Regions from separate parts of the Mus musculus genome. Here region 1 is linked to region 2. A link is a loop called in an ENCODE intact Hi-C map of the cell type or tissue named here. Cell type or tissue: gastrocnemius. All regions are shown on one strand. Links, peaks and the distances in the headings refer to the core of each region. The heading gives the core; the rest is flanking DNA. Region 1 overlaps Invs (inversin). Region 2 overlaps Erp44 (endoplasmic reticulum protein 44).

What was found. A loop is a pair of places that touch in the nucleus more often than their neighbours do. Peaks named below come from ENCODE experiments on the same cell type or tissue, not always from the same donor. Only the 100,000 strongest peaks of a DNase experiment are listed, where the experiment ranks them.
Region 1: it touches region 2 in a loop (10-fold over the local background); 31 of 42 quality-filtered maps call a loop at or near these places.

The regions. Positions count from the first base shown.
Region 1 is chr4:48,376,865-48,383,698 of GRCm38, forward strand. Invs (inversin) reads left to right here. Exons shown (of 17, transcript NM_010569.4): 4 at 5,241-5,414. Among named protein-coding and RNA genes, the nearest start is that of Tex10, 93 kb to the right of the region's middle. In gastrocnemius, for the core only: a CTCF peak has its summit at 4,291 (motif pointing left); DNase peaks (open chromatin) are centred at 3,982 and 4,293.
Region 2 is chr4:48,222,032-48,228,865 of GRCm38, forward strand. The region is part of intron 4 of Erp44 (endoplasmic reticulum protein 44); the gene reads right to left. Among named protein-coding and RNA genes, the nearest start is that of Mir1958, 12 kb to the left of the region's middle. In gastrocnemius, for the core only: a CTCF peak has its summit at 3,309 (motif pointing right); a DNase peak (open chromatin) is centred at 3,317.

The sequences.
Region 1 (6,834 bases), core at 1,948-5,947, 160 kb after region 2:
GGACCAAAATCTGATGAACATTTGTGTATGTCAGTGAACAACTGTTTTCTCCCCAAGTTAAGTGGTAAGTAGGAGTTCTGGGATCATGCAAAAAGAACCAAATTCAGAGGTCAGTGAGAGGAGGTTTGTAGGTACCAAAGTATGTTCTGGGGCAAAACTTATGCCTCTTTGGTATTGCTAAATGTGCCAAAGTCCAACGTATTAAAGCTGCCTTGCTTCAGCTGAGAAGAAGGAAAATGGCCTAAGTCCTCAGTAGCCTGATAAAGGGGCTATGGTGGCCTCATGGATGGACACATGAGTGAAGATCCCCAGTGCTGTGAGAAGTTCGTGATAAAAACACTTACTGCAACCAGACGGAAGTCATAAAGAATGTGATTCTAGCCACATCTTGCTCAAGAAAAGACTCTTTTCCCACTGAGTGATTAAAAAGCTTTTGTATTTTTGTTGAAGCAAAGAGATACAGTTAGAGGTTCCGGGTATCCTCAGATTGCTCTACAGCTCTAGAGAATGCTGCTTGGAGAACTGACAAAAAAACAAGGACAACCTCAGGGCCAGAAAGCTGCCATTAGCTGAGTGACTGTCACTGTGGTATCCCTAATGTCATAGGAGACAAGGCTTCAAGAGAATGCTGTCAGGTGGGTTCTTAGACTTCACAAAGAGCTATGTGGAAACAAACCGAAGGGTATATGGAGGGAAAAATAAAACTGTAACAAAGAGGCTTTCCTTAAAATCAACTTGAAACCTAGGAACTGTACATGGATTACATGGAATCCCAGCACTTGGGAAGCTGAGACAACAGGATAACCACACATGCAAGACCAACCTGTTCTATATAGTGAGTTTCAAGCCAACCAGGATTAAACAGCAAAGACTCTGTCTCCATAGTAATAGCAGCAATCTACTTATAAAAAAATACCAAAATATATGAAGAAACTGAATGTTGAAGAAAAGTTAATACCATTTGGTTCACAACTGAAAGGGAGAACGATTCCTCAATACATTAATTGCCAATAGTTCAGTAGGGAGGACCAGGGCCAGGAGGCCTTCCCTGATTCATGACTATTGGCAGGCCTCCTGCAGCCTACCACAGCTACTATGAGATTGTTTACAATAACTATGTCATGCATGAAGATAGTGTTTCCCAGCCCTTCTTCCTGTCTTCTGGCTCTTATATTTTTCCTGCTGTCCCTTCTTCAATAGTCACTGGGCCTTAGATAGGTTCTATAAATGTCCTATTTAGGGCTAAGTACTCAAACATCATTTATTTTAAACATCTTTAACTTTCATGAGTCTCTGCATTTATCACAGTTCACTGCAAAGAAAACCTTCTGTGGTTAAGGTTGAGAGTATTGTTTGCCTGTAGGTACACACATTAATATTTAGCCTTCGGTTTGGTACCATGATATTTCCAAACCAGTGGTTACACAGATGATCCAGTGGTTAAAATCATTATGTCACAAAACAAAATGGCATGAATATGGGAAGGAGACCAGTGGGAAGGAGTGAGGATTGACAGAGAGATAAGAGGAGAGATGATAGAGAGTAAACAGAATGTATTAAATATGTATGTGAAATTGTCAAAGAACAAACTGAATCAATAAGAGGGGATAAATAAAAAAGTGCAAGGGAAGATAATATCATTGTGAATATTAGCTCATTCGTAGCGAAAGATCCCAAGGAAAGCAAAAAGATGAGTATCCATAGTCTGTACAAATATTCCAGGATGAAGTACAAATAGCCACGTTTCCAAATTAGCAAAGAACTCGAAAGGCTATCAACAAAAGAAGAAACAAATAGCCAACAAAATAGTCCATCTCAGCTAGGGAAGTGCAGATTAAATTTATGATAAAAATAGCACTGCATACCAATTAGATTGGCCAAAGTCAACACATTGACAAAACCAAGTGGGACAAAATTGTAGAGAAACAAGAATTTTCATGTTTCTGTTGGGAATGCAAATTGAAACTGCTTTTGAAAGAGCCCAGAAATTCTTGTACAATTACCAGAAAGTATGTACAAAACAATTCATTATAGCACCGATTGTGAAAAGTGAGAAATGTACTATTTCTCTAGAGGGAATAAATACACATCCTGATAACAGAAGGCTTCTCTGGTGAAGAGATAATGAACCAGAGTGTGGTGGTTTGAGTGAAAATGGCCCCATAGACCCATAGGGAGTGGTGTAATTAGGAGGTGTGAACTTGTTAGAGGCCTGGCCTTGTTGGAGGAAGTGTGTCACTGGGGGAGGGATTTGGAGTTTCAGATGCTCAAGCCAGACCCACTGTCACTCTCTTTCTGCTGCCTGTTGATTCAGATGGAGAATTCTCTACTTTTCAAGCACCATGTCTGTCTGCATGCCAGTTCTGAAAATTCTGTCCCTTCTGCTTCTTTGTAAAGATTGAGTCAGCATATAATTGTATGAAAGTAACTTTTATTCATCTGTTGTGATTGTCATCTCTGAAGCTTACTGCCTCAATCTGCTAACCTAGGCCTAGTCCTGGAAGCTTCCAGCCTCCGTACAATCTAACCTGGGCATAGAATGTTTCCAGCCTCTGAGACTTAGAGCTGAATAAGCTCTTTCTGAGCTCTGGCTGGCTGGTTCAACTCCCTTGCTCTGGCTCAAACTCCTCTCCAAGCTGACTGATTCGATCTGGCTTCTCTCTCAGCATCTGACTTCATTGACCTCAAACTAACTCTGGCAAGTTGGCTCCTTCTATCTTCACCTGTGTCTAGCTTGTTCTCTCTTTCTGCAACCTGTCTCTCTATAACTGTCCCGGTAAAACACCTCCTTCTCCCTCTCTGTGCTGCTCTACTTGCCCTCTCAGCTCTACTGCACTGCTCTCCACAAACTCTACTGTATCCTGCACTGTACTCTCTTCCTCCTGTGCTGTCTGCCTCTCCCTTAAGTAGCTTCCCTTTCCTCTCTCTTCTTGTGAGAGTTGGGCAGATCCTATTCTGTCAGATTTTTCTGATTCATCACTTTTTTCTGCCAGTCAGTTAGACATCACTTTCAAACATGGGTGCTTCCTTCTACAAGCTAACTTTACCTTCATCGTTTAAGATTAAATGTGTGCTAAGGGTGAGCCACACCACAACAAGAAACATGTTTTAACAATAAACAACACAATCTTGGAGGGTCACAGTGTTATCAAATATCCTGCAACATAATCAGTATTTCCCAAATGCTTGCTCATGAGACCCAGGAGGTTGATGTTGGCCAAGTGAATTATTTTGTGTCTGGCCCCAGCTGTCATACATAATACCTCATAGGTCTCTGTCTTTCAGTCCTGAAGAAGTTCATCTGTTCATATGGCTGACTCCTCCTCAGAGTACCAGTCAAATTCCTGTTAGCCTTGTGTTATAAACTGTGGGCAGAGCATAGACATGGTCTTCAGTGTAAGAAAATCAGAGAAGCCATTATCTCTATCATTCTAACTATCTATATTCTCGGATCTCTTCCTAACCACTGGCTGTACTATAGATGATGACGGTCAAGCCTTTCTACCTGCCACCCTTCATCACCAGCTCTTCTTCCATCCACCTACCATCTACACTGTCTTGCTGGCCAAGCTGGTCTTGGTGAGATCCAGGTCTGATGAGAAACCCAATATCCAGGAAACTGTTCATAATCCTAGGAAACATTTGCTAGGCATCCACTCGGTGTGTTCTTCAATTATTTTTCAAATATTATCTGCCTCATTTTACATGTGTAAGTATTCTAGGCATTGTTGTTGCCTCTGTTTTACACGTGAGATGCAGAAGGGTACTTTAGTCTGTAGATATTTTCCACCATACTTTAGTGTAGCACAAAGATGAAATGTATGTCAAAAGCTTTGTTCTAATTGCCTGCTTCATAACATGGCTTAGCCAATGTTTGCTGAGTGAACGGAGGAGCAGCTATTACTGGTTCATACCGCATTGGTAGGGAAGCTTGAGACCCAAGAATAACAGGAAGCATGGATGTGCCAGGCGCATTGTCTGTGCCCATTGGTCACCACTGTCAACTGTGTGACTTTCCTTCTCCTTTCTGTTTTCTGATTCCACAACCAAAATGACTGTCTGATTGAATATCTCTAAAAGGTCATAATGAATAATTCTGTAATATTTGAAATGCTATGCTCAGAAAGGTCAAACCTTATTTTTTTATTTTGGTATGAAGTGTCATACAGATTTTTTTTTCCTAACAGCACTTTTTTTTTCTGTGTAAGGAAAGATGTCAGGAAATTTAGAGCAGGGAGCCCTCTTGAGGAAATTTATAACCTGGTGCTCTCTCAAGGAAGCTTAGAGCAGGGCGCCCTCTTGAGGAAACTTTCGTGTCTTTCTTCTCAGAGCTTACAGTAAAACTGAAGCCAGACAAGGCTTGTGTGCTGTTAAAATAGCTAAAATCAATGAAACTTTTAAAAGCAAGAAGAGCCAAATGCCAGTTATCTGAGAATTAAGACTCTTCACTGATCTGACCTCACATGACAACTGTGAATCAGAATATTTAAGTGCAAACAAAAATGCAGGAGCTCTTTCATTTCTTCATGCTCAGTCTATCATATAATCTATTTGCATTTACTAAGCACGTAGTCTGTATTAGAAATTATACTGGGTACAGTAGCCAATGAAACATGGCTGTGCTTCCTGAAACATACAGTCTGTAGGGAAACAGCAGTGAGAAGAATCACATAGTGTATGTTACAGTATTTGAATGTACCCTGTTTTGACAACCAATAAATAAATACCCTACATATTGATGGTAGAGGACAGTAACTTAAAAAAAAAATACACACAAGCCATAAAATGTACAAACCTAACCCTCAAATGTGCCTGCTGGTTATTTGGTTTTTATGATAAAAGAGAAAAGCTGAGTACAAAATGACGTATATTGAAGCATTTTCTATGATAAATATTTGTGATTGAAAGTTTTTGTGTCTGCATATCCAGTAATAATAGACTAACATTTTAAACACCTAGCAATAATAGTCTGGATATAAAAAACATGTTACTTAACCCAATAAATATTGGCCAGCCACTGTGTAAGTTATATGTGTGTTCATAAGTGATCAAAAGAAACAGGAAAACAAAAAGCAATCACTGTCTTAGTATAGGTATGTTCATTTTTCCTTTTATTAACTTTTCTGCATGGTATACTCTATGAAAGTAGTTTAAATCCTGAAAACATATAAAATGTATTTACTCAGTGGCCACAGGGTAGTAAATTCTTCTCATCCTCTCTTTTTCCTTTTTTCACCTAGGGAAATTATCGCTTTATGAAACTCTTACTTACTCGAAGAGCAAACTGGATGCAGAAGGATCTAGAAGAGATGACACCTTTGCACCTGAGCACTCGGCACAGGAGCCCCAAGTGTCTAGCTCTTCTGCTGAAGTTTATGGCCCCTGGGGAGGTGGATACACAGGACAAAAACAAGGTGATGGGCAGTAAGGGTCAAAGACAGATGAAAAAAGAAAGGGACACTTTGTTTTGTCAAGCCGCAGGCATTGTCACCATCCCTGTGGGAGGGCAATTCCACATATCCCGACGTCCCAGAGAGTATTTTCTAAAAGTCTGCCATTACCCTGCTAGCAATCCTGTGATCGGTAGTATCATCTCCTTTGGTTGGTGGGGAATCTGACCAGCAAGAGGATTAAAGCTTGCCCGAGATCCAAGTGGCAAAACAATAATCCAAACCCTGTCCTGCTTAACTGTAGAAGTCAACATTTGTCGTTGGTGAGAGACTCAACAGTCCCTGTGGGCACCTGGACTCATGATGACTATCTGCCTGTGCAGTATACTAAGTGTGTGGGCACCTGACTTCACAGTGGCTGGCTGTCCATGCAACGCACTAAGCATCACCCGGACTCACAGTGCCATCGCCTGCACAGTGCACTAAGCAGGCAATGACTTTAATGGTTGGGCTGTCAGCAGTAGTCTCCTTGGATTCCAATCCAAAAGCCACTGCTTACTCAGTATGTGTTCTTGGGGGAATTACTCAATTCATTTATGTCATAATTTTGGAATACATGAAAAGGATAACTGAAGGTAAAATGAGGTAATGCAAGATCCCTAACACAGTATCTCAAACAGGACACACTCCATAAATGTTAGCCATGGAACAACTATTAATTGCACTTCAGTTCTGACATCTGCCCTCTCAATTCTTGCTAGAATTTTTTTTAACTTTCCTTGCTCTTAAATTTTAACAGATTGCTTGCACAGCTCATAGTTTTGTTGATCTTTCTTTATAGAAAGAAAAATGTGGTCACTTGTTGGAATCAAGCAGTAATCCTTTTCTTTCCACTGTAGATGAACCATAGTCTTGTTAGTACCAATAATCCCATGAAGTTAAAATCCATATGATAATTATATTTACTGCTTATGGTTTTTCAAAGATTTCCTAAATGTGTGTGTGTGTGTGTGTGTGTGTGTGTGTGTGTGTGTGTGTGTGCATGCATGTGCTGTGTTTGTGTATGCACTAGTGCATCCTCACACACACATAGTACCTACATGAGTTTCTGTGCACCATGTGAATGCAGGTACATGTGGAGGCCAGAGAGTGTCAGATGCTCTAGAAATGGATTACAGGTCATTGTGACCCACCTGATGTGGGTGCCGGGAACTGGCCTGCTCTTCTGCAATGGGAGCAGGCACTCCTCACTGCTGAGCCACCTCTCCAACCCTTCTCTGTTTTGTATGGTTGGTTGGTTAGTTGGTTTGGTTTTACTTCAGACGGTTCTTGTATTTTTCAAATTTTCTTTAGTTTGCAGTCAGAAAATCAACTTTTGCTTTGCAACCATGCATTAATATTTTCCTATTCAGAGCATCTGAGTGCTGGTGTTTCTCTAAATGAT
Region 2 (6,834 bases), core at 1,270-5,269:
CACATATATAAAACAACACACACACACACCACACACACACAAGCTCTCACCAAGCAAACAGAACAGTTTTTAAGAGTTACAGAGGCAATCTATTGACTGGAAAATATATGTAAGTTAACACTGAACAGAGTCAACACTCAAAATGTATAAAGAATTCAAAAAAGTATACTGTGAAAATACAAGTAACTCAATTGAAAAGTGGGTAAAAGATCTTAATAGATAGTTCACAAAAGTAGGTCTATGTAGGTATATGGGGGAAATGCCACCACCACCAACCATGGGGGAACTGTAACTTAAAACCACAAGGAGAGACTAAGACCCTAAAGAAAGAAATATTGTATTACCTCAAAAGGAGCAGAAAACCATTCAATAAAATTCAACATCCATTCACACTTCAGAAATAGAAGTGAATGGCTTCCTTTATCTGAGAAGAAGATATTTAAATAAATACCAAATAACTTGATGAAACACTAAAAGCTTTTGCCACTGATGTCTGCTTAGACTTTTAGTGTAATATGCTGGCAGGGGCATATTTACATTTTAAAGAACAAGCACGCCAATCTACAGCAGGTGCTTCACTGCCACACATCTACTGCTTCACTATAATAACTAGCAAAAATTGAACATTTTTTAAAAGTATATTTTTAAAGATATCAAAAATCACAAAAGCCACAATGACTAAAGAAACTGAAATGTCCCCCAAAGAAAAGACCCTTTCTAGATAGCCAAGATCACAGCCACATTCTTCCCTAGAGGTTTCCTTTTAGAAATTAAATCGGCAGTTGCAGTTTAGGACTCGGTGTTACTCCTGCAAAAGCAAAAGAGACAGAAGCCATGAAGCCTTTCCCAGACAACACTCCTGGCCCAGCAGAGGAGCCTGCGAGGGCCTAAGACACAAAGCATAGTCTCAACGGGCACTTACTGAGTGCTAGGGCAACCCAGGAGACTGAGGGTGGGTGTGGAGGAGAAGCAGGCAGAAAACAGAGGAGGGCTGCTCTAGCCTGGGGTGCTTAGGGGACAATGTTTACTCAGGCAAGGAACCTGTAACCCTGAGTCAGGATCACACACTGCCACCAGGCTTGACAGATTTTGGAGTCCCATATAGACAAGAAAGCACTTTGAGGTTAAATACATTTTGGGTTGTTTTTTAACAGGGTCTCACCATGCAACCCAGGCTGCCCTCAGATTTGCTATGTAGCCAGATTAGCCTTGAACTCATGATCCACCAACTTGTATGCACCATCATACCTGGCAAGATCATGGGTTTTTATGACAAACTAGGAGAGAGGTACTTGTAACATACACAAGAAACAAATGATCATATGGATAAAAAGAAAGAAAGAGAACTGCATTTTAAAAGGACCATCAAAAAAAATAAGTGAACTAAAGAAATTGTTCAATTTATGAATCACAGATGGCCAATAAACATAAAAACATGCTCAGCTGTCATCAGGAAGCTATTGATTAAACTACCAGATGAAGGTTTTTGTCCACCACATTGGCAAAACCAAAACTAAATCCTCAAAATCTATACTGAAAATATCAAGCCCTACAAAGACCCTGTCCTGTACAACTTAAGTGTATAGTCAGAGTTAATATAAATGAGGTGAGTGTCTAAGTTTCCAGCAAGGGGTGAACATATCTGGTCTTTATTTTACTCCTACCAAGGGTCTGGCAGAAAGGATTTGTGACAGACTAGCACAAAAATGACTAGTCTAATAGGAGTAACCGTTTTATTTTAAATTTGCAATCTAAGAACCAGTTTGAAAATGAACAGTAAAAGATTCTACTAGAGACAATATAATGTTTTCAATTTTCTTTTTGTAAAATAACATCTTAATTAGTTCTTTGAGAATTTCATACAATGTATTTTGATCATTTTCACCCCTCTCCCATAACTTCTCCTAGATTCTCCCCAAGCCCTACCTACCTAACCAAACTGCATTCACAGTTTTGGTCTCTCTTGTTTTCCCCTTTTAACTTTCTAAACCTGATAAATCAATGAGTGTAATGAAAACTTAATACACTAAAAGAAAAAGGTTTTATACAGCAGAGGATACTAAGATCAGAGAGACCCTGAGGGCCTGCAGTTCTATTAACAGCATTTGAATGCTATCCTGTCTGTGATAGCTTGGCCAGATAGCTATGGGGTTGGACTTTGAAAATATTCACCCAGCAGGAACAGAAGTACTGTAAAGAACTGCTGCCCGACTCCTGATATAGGCTGCCAGAGCCTGTTTCCATACTCTGTCATTATAACCATCAGGCTGCCTTAAAAATCTGGTTATGAAGAAAAAAGTTACCTAATATTTGAAGACTATTAGGGGACTAGTCAGTGAGTTAATTCTCAAACATCACGGTAGCAGGTGTGCTGCACAATGAGGTAACTTTTAATTATTAAGAAGAAAAACCCTTAAAATTACATTGATCAGTAAGTCCAGACATAAAGGTGACTTTTCATAAGCTTTGGCCAAACGTGATTTTAAAATAATTACAGCTTAACATTTTAACAATGTAACAAAGAATGACTTCAGGGGTATAATAAATGCTTTTTAAAAAATTAACTAGATAGATCAAATGTTAAAATGGATGTCAAAGGAATTAGAAATTTCAGGAGGTTAATAACTTCATGACTAGAAAATTAGCATGTACTTTGCTTCAATGGTCACTAAGTTTTCCTTGATGAATTCCTCCTACCTGTCTCACAATACCCAGGAGGGTTCCAAATAGGGCAAGTATGTCATCTCTTGTCCCAGCTATGGCCCACTACTATTATCCAGGTCAGTCCAAGGAGGCATATGGTTTCATCAGAAGGTTCTCACTGCAGAACCCAGGAGAAGGACAACTGCTGTTTCCGTATCTCTTCCTATTCTCAAACCATAGTGCCCTAAAACAAGCATCCTCCCCAAGAAACACCATCAAATAAAACTCCAGACAGAAACATTAAGTGACCTTGAGGCTTACTTTCCCCGAGTAATGCAGTGCTGGGTGGTTTTCTATATAGTTGTTTATTTTCCAACTATTTTTACCGGGACCAACAGAATTCTGTCTTACACACATGAGCTAATTATATTTTTTGCGTTCTTTATGCAGGATTTATGTACAGGTCTCATAAAAGCTTAATTTTAAATAAGGAAGGTTCAAGTAGCACTGGAAGACAGACAGGTAAGAGTAACTTGAGCATATGGTAGCATATTGTCTAATTCAAGGACAGAGAGCATTCCAAAAAATGCTCATGGGAGGGTAGATGATTCTGCACTGACCAACAAACACTGAGTGTCCCTGCTTAATGCCATACAGACTGTAGCCACTGGAGGTCAGTAGAGAACCTGGTCCCACCAGGGGCAGACGGACAGGACCTTCCATAGGGAAAGGCAGCACTAACATCAGAATGGTGAATTCTATTCCCACACTCTCAAATGAGGAGACTGCAGATGGCATGGATTCATGTTCTGCAGTACAGGCAAAAGTATGTTTGAAGCATGTGCATACACACATATACGTGGAGATACAAAATATGCATATTTGACAAATGCTTTTAGAAAAAAACTATAAAGAAAACTAATCACTTGTAATCCAGCCACCATTATTAACTATTCCTAGTCTCTACAGAAAAACCACTATTAATATTTTAGTTTTTATCTTGCTGACCTTGAATAAAACCTACTTAACTAGCAATGACGTTTTAATTGAGAATAAAGCAAATTCTCCAGCCAGTCAAACAGGCAAGTGTGCAGTCAATCACTGCATGGAGACATGTAAACGCTGACTCAGCTGGCATGAGTCACACGAGATCCTGAGTGCATTTCCCTTCCTTGTAAGACACACAATACTTTCTGCATGTGGAGATAAAATAGTTCCTTATAATCAATGAAGTTAGATGTGGAAAAGTACAGAAGAAACTCCTCACATGTACTGTTAGAGACCTGAGATAACCAATTTAAAGTACCAGTGTACCTGTCATGCTCCAGTTATTGGTGGGCATTCAATAATCCATTCATCTATTCAATTACCACAAGTGAACAAGTCTACCTGCTAGATACCAAAGTTGGTAAAGATCACTACAGAGGTGAGGCCCATAGTCTTACAAGGCTCACATTTTACTGATTTATTTATCGAGACAGTATTTTACTATGTATCCTAGCCTGGATGCATAGCCTGGACTCCCCAGTGTAGGCTAATAAACTATATGGCTGGCCTTGAACCCAGAGATTCATCTGCTTTTGCCTCCGAAATGCTGAGGCTGAGCATAAGTGCCACCACACCTGGCCTTCTATTTTATTGCTACCACTGTAACTAATGTAACTACTTCCAATATTACCCCTGTCTACACAGGACAAACTCTTAGAAAAGCCTTAAAACCCCCAACAAATAGCATATACACCAAAACCATGTTTCAGTGTGGAGTTCCTTGGTATAGTATAAGAAGCTGTGATTCTTGCCACCCCATCTAAGGAATACACAACAGCATATATCCTGATTAGAGATGTAGTTTCCCAAGTCCTTTAGACAGAGAAGAGGAGGAAAACTGTCAGAATAATGGCAAAAACAAGACCTGACATCCTGCTCTTCCGTAGGACCAGTAAGACTACCTGTTCCTGTCGGCTCGGGGACAGAGACAGTTGGGACTGAGTTCAATTTCTGTTTCTTTTCTAGTAGTCATGCCTTCATTTTCCTTTTTCTCTCCCTATTTTCCTTATAGTTCATTCATTTCCTACAATGAGTATAGCAAATGAAAAATTTTAGGAGCTTAAAAGTGAAATATAAGTTCTACATTGGGGTTGCAATAAAATGAAACAGTAGGTGGGCTTCCTGATGGAAGTCCAGCTCATGTGCTAATAACCCTTTCAGCTGCACAGAGGAGAGCAGACAGAGATAAACAAGGGTGTGTGCAGGTCATTCCTGAAACACAAGTGCCGACTGGGTGGAACTACTCCACCTCCCAAGTCCTCAGCACGGAACTGAACCTTTCACACAATGTCCTTACTAAGAAGGGTACATAAGGAAGTGAGGTTAAAGGCAGAACAGAAGGCTGCCTGAGTTGCCAGTGGGTAGGAGAGGAGCTCCACGGAAAAGCAAGCAGCAAACCAAGTGAGTGGCTCCTGGAATATGCACTGAAATGAATTTTCAAGATAAACCAACAAACAGTCTTCTAGAGAAGACTTCCCCACCTGTTTTTAGAGATGAGTAGGTGCACTGCCTTCCCAAGAACGTCTTTAAAATACCCGTGTGATGCTTCATTTTTTTTAAATGGCATTTTATTTCTATACTGGCTTGGCTTGTAATTCTGTTGTTTCTCAACTTTATAATCTCACCTCATCATCAATCTTAAAGTGGGCTGATTAGAAAAGTGAAGATAGCATTTACAAATATTTCCCCAAATGGACTGTGCAAGATTCAGCTCAGAGAGATGTCACCTTTACGCATACCTGCCACACCATAGTGAGATCTTCCTCACACGCTTACCTGTCACCACACAGCTTGAGCTTACAGCGGAAGTACTACTTTTCCTTCAAGTTTATATCATATCCTGAGAGGCTTCCTTCCCTACCCCATCAGAGTAAGCTATGCTTATCAATATAATGCATCACATAATTAACACTGCCCCTTCAGAGAAGTTAAAACAGCATACAAGTGTATTTTGCTATATCTCTAGGACCAGTCACATGTCATTACAGAGAATTGGCACTTATGCTCTGGTTGAGTAAATACCACTAGCTAATTCAAAAGACTGTGGTGACCATAGCTGAGGCAATGTATGTAAGAACAAGCTGAACTCCACATGAGCACTCAATGAGCAGGCTCACCAGTTCATTTAGCTAGAAACTTTTCACAGGAGCCTCTCCAATACACACCACTATGACTCTGGATGAGACGTCTGAGTGAAGCAGTTGAGTCAGAACAAGACAGACAGCGTGAAGCACAGTGACAGGCCAGAGCAGACTCCCAGAATACCTAACAGGAGACTAATAGAGTGAGTCGTGCAGAGTCAGGATGACATCTTGATTCTGCAAACACCTTGCTAGGAAACGGGTCCTCTGACTCCACAGAGTTAATCCCAAAGCACGAGCACATGAACTTGTCTGTGCAGGATATGGTAAGGAGACACTGACCACAGGAAGGAAAACTGACTTTATTTGTATAGAGCACAATTATTTTCACTAGAAAGCTATGCAAATTCTAAATAAAAACTGCTGGAATTAAATTTCAACACAAAGCAATACAAAAGTGTTAATTTTAATCCCTACATATTAACAAAAAATGCAAAATTTTAAAATTTAAAAGCCAAAGCCATTTATAAGAGTATCAAAAACTGAGACATAGTTAAAAATAAATCTTACATCAGGCAGTGGTGGCGCATGCCTTTAATCTCAGTACTCAGAAGGCAGAAGCATGCAGATCTCTGTGAGTTTGAGGCTAGCCTAGTCTACAGAGCAAGTTCCAGGACAACCAGGGCTATACAGAGAAACCCTGTCTTGAAAAATAAAAACAAGTCTCAAAAAAGATGTGCAAAGCCTCGGTGTGGGAGGAACCTAGACAAACCCAAACTGAAAAATATTCTACAAATTATATAACCAATACTTCTTGGAATTGTCTAGGTTCTGAAAAATAAAGATTTTTTTAAATGGCCATAAAGAGCCAAGATCTGACAAGTCACTACCGTAGCCTGGACTCAGTGGAGAGCTGGCCACATCTGTCAGAGCATACTGAGGGCACTGGCCACATCTGTCAGAGCATACTGAGGGCACTGGCCACATCTGTCAGAGCATACTGAGGGCACTGACAGAGTCCTCACATAAGATGGCAGCGGTAGAGCCAAGTAAGTAAGAAAAC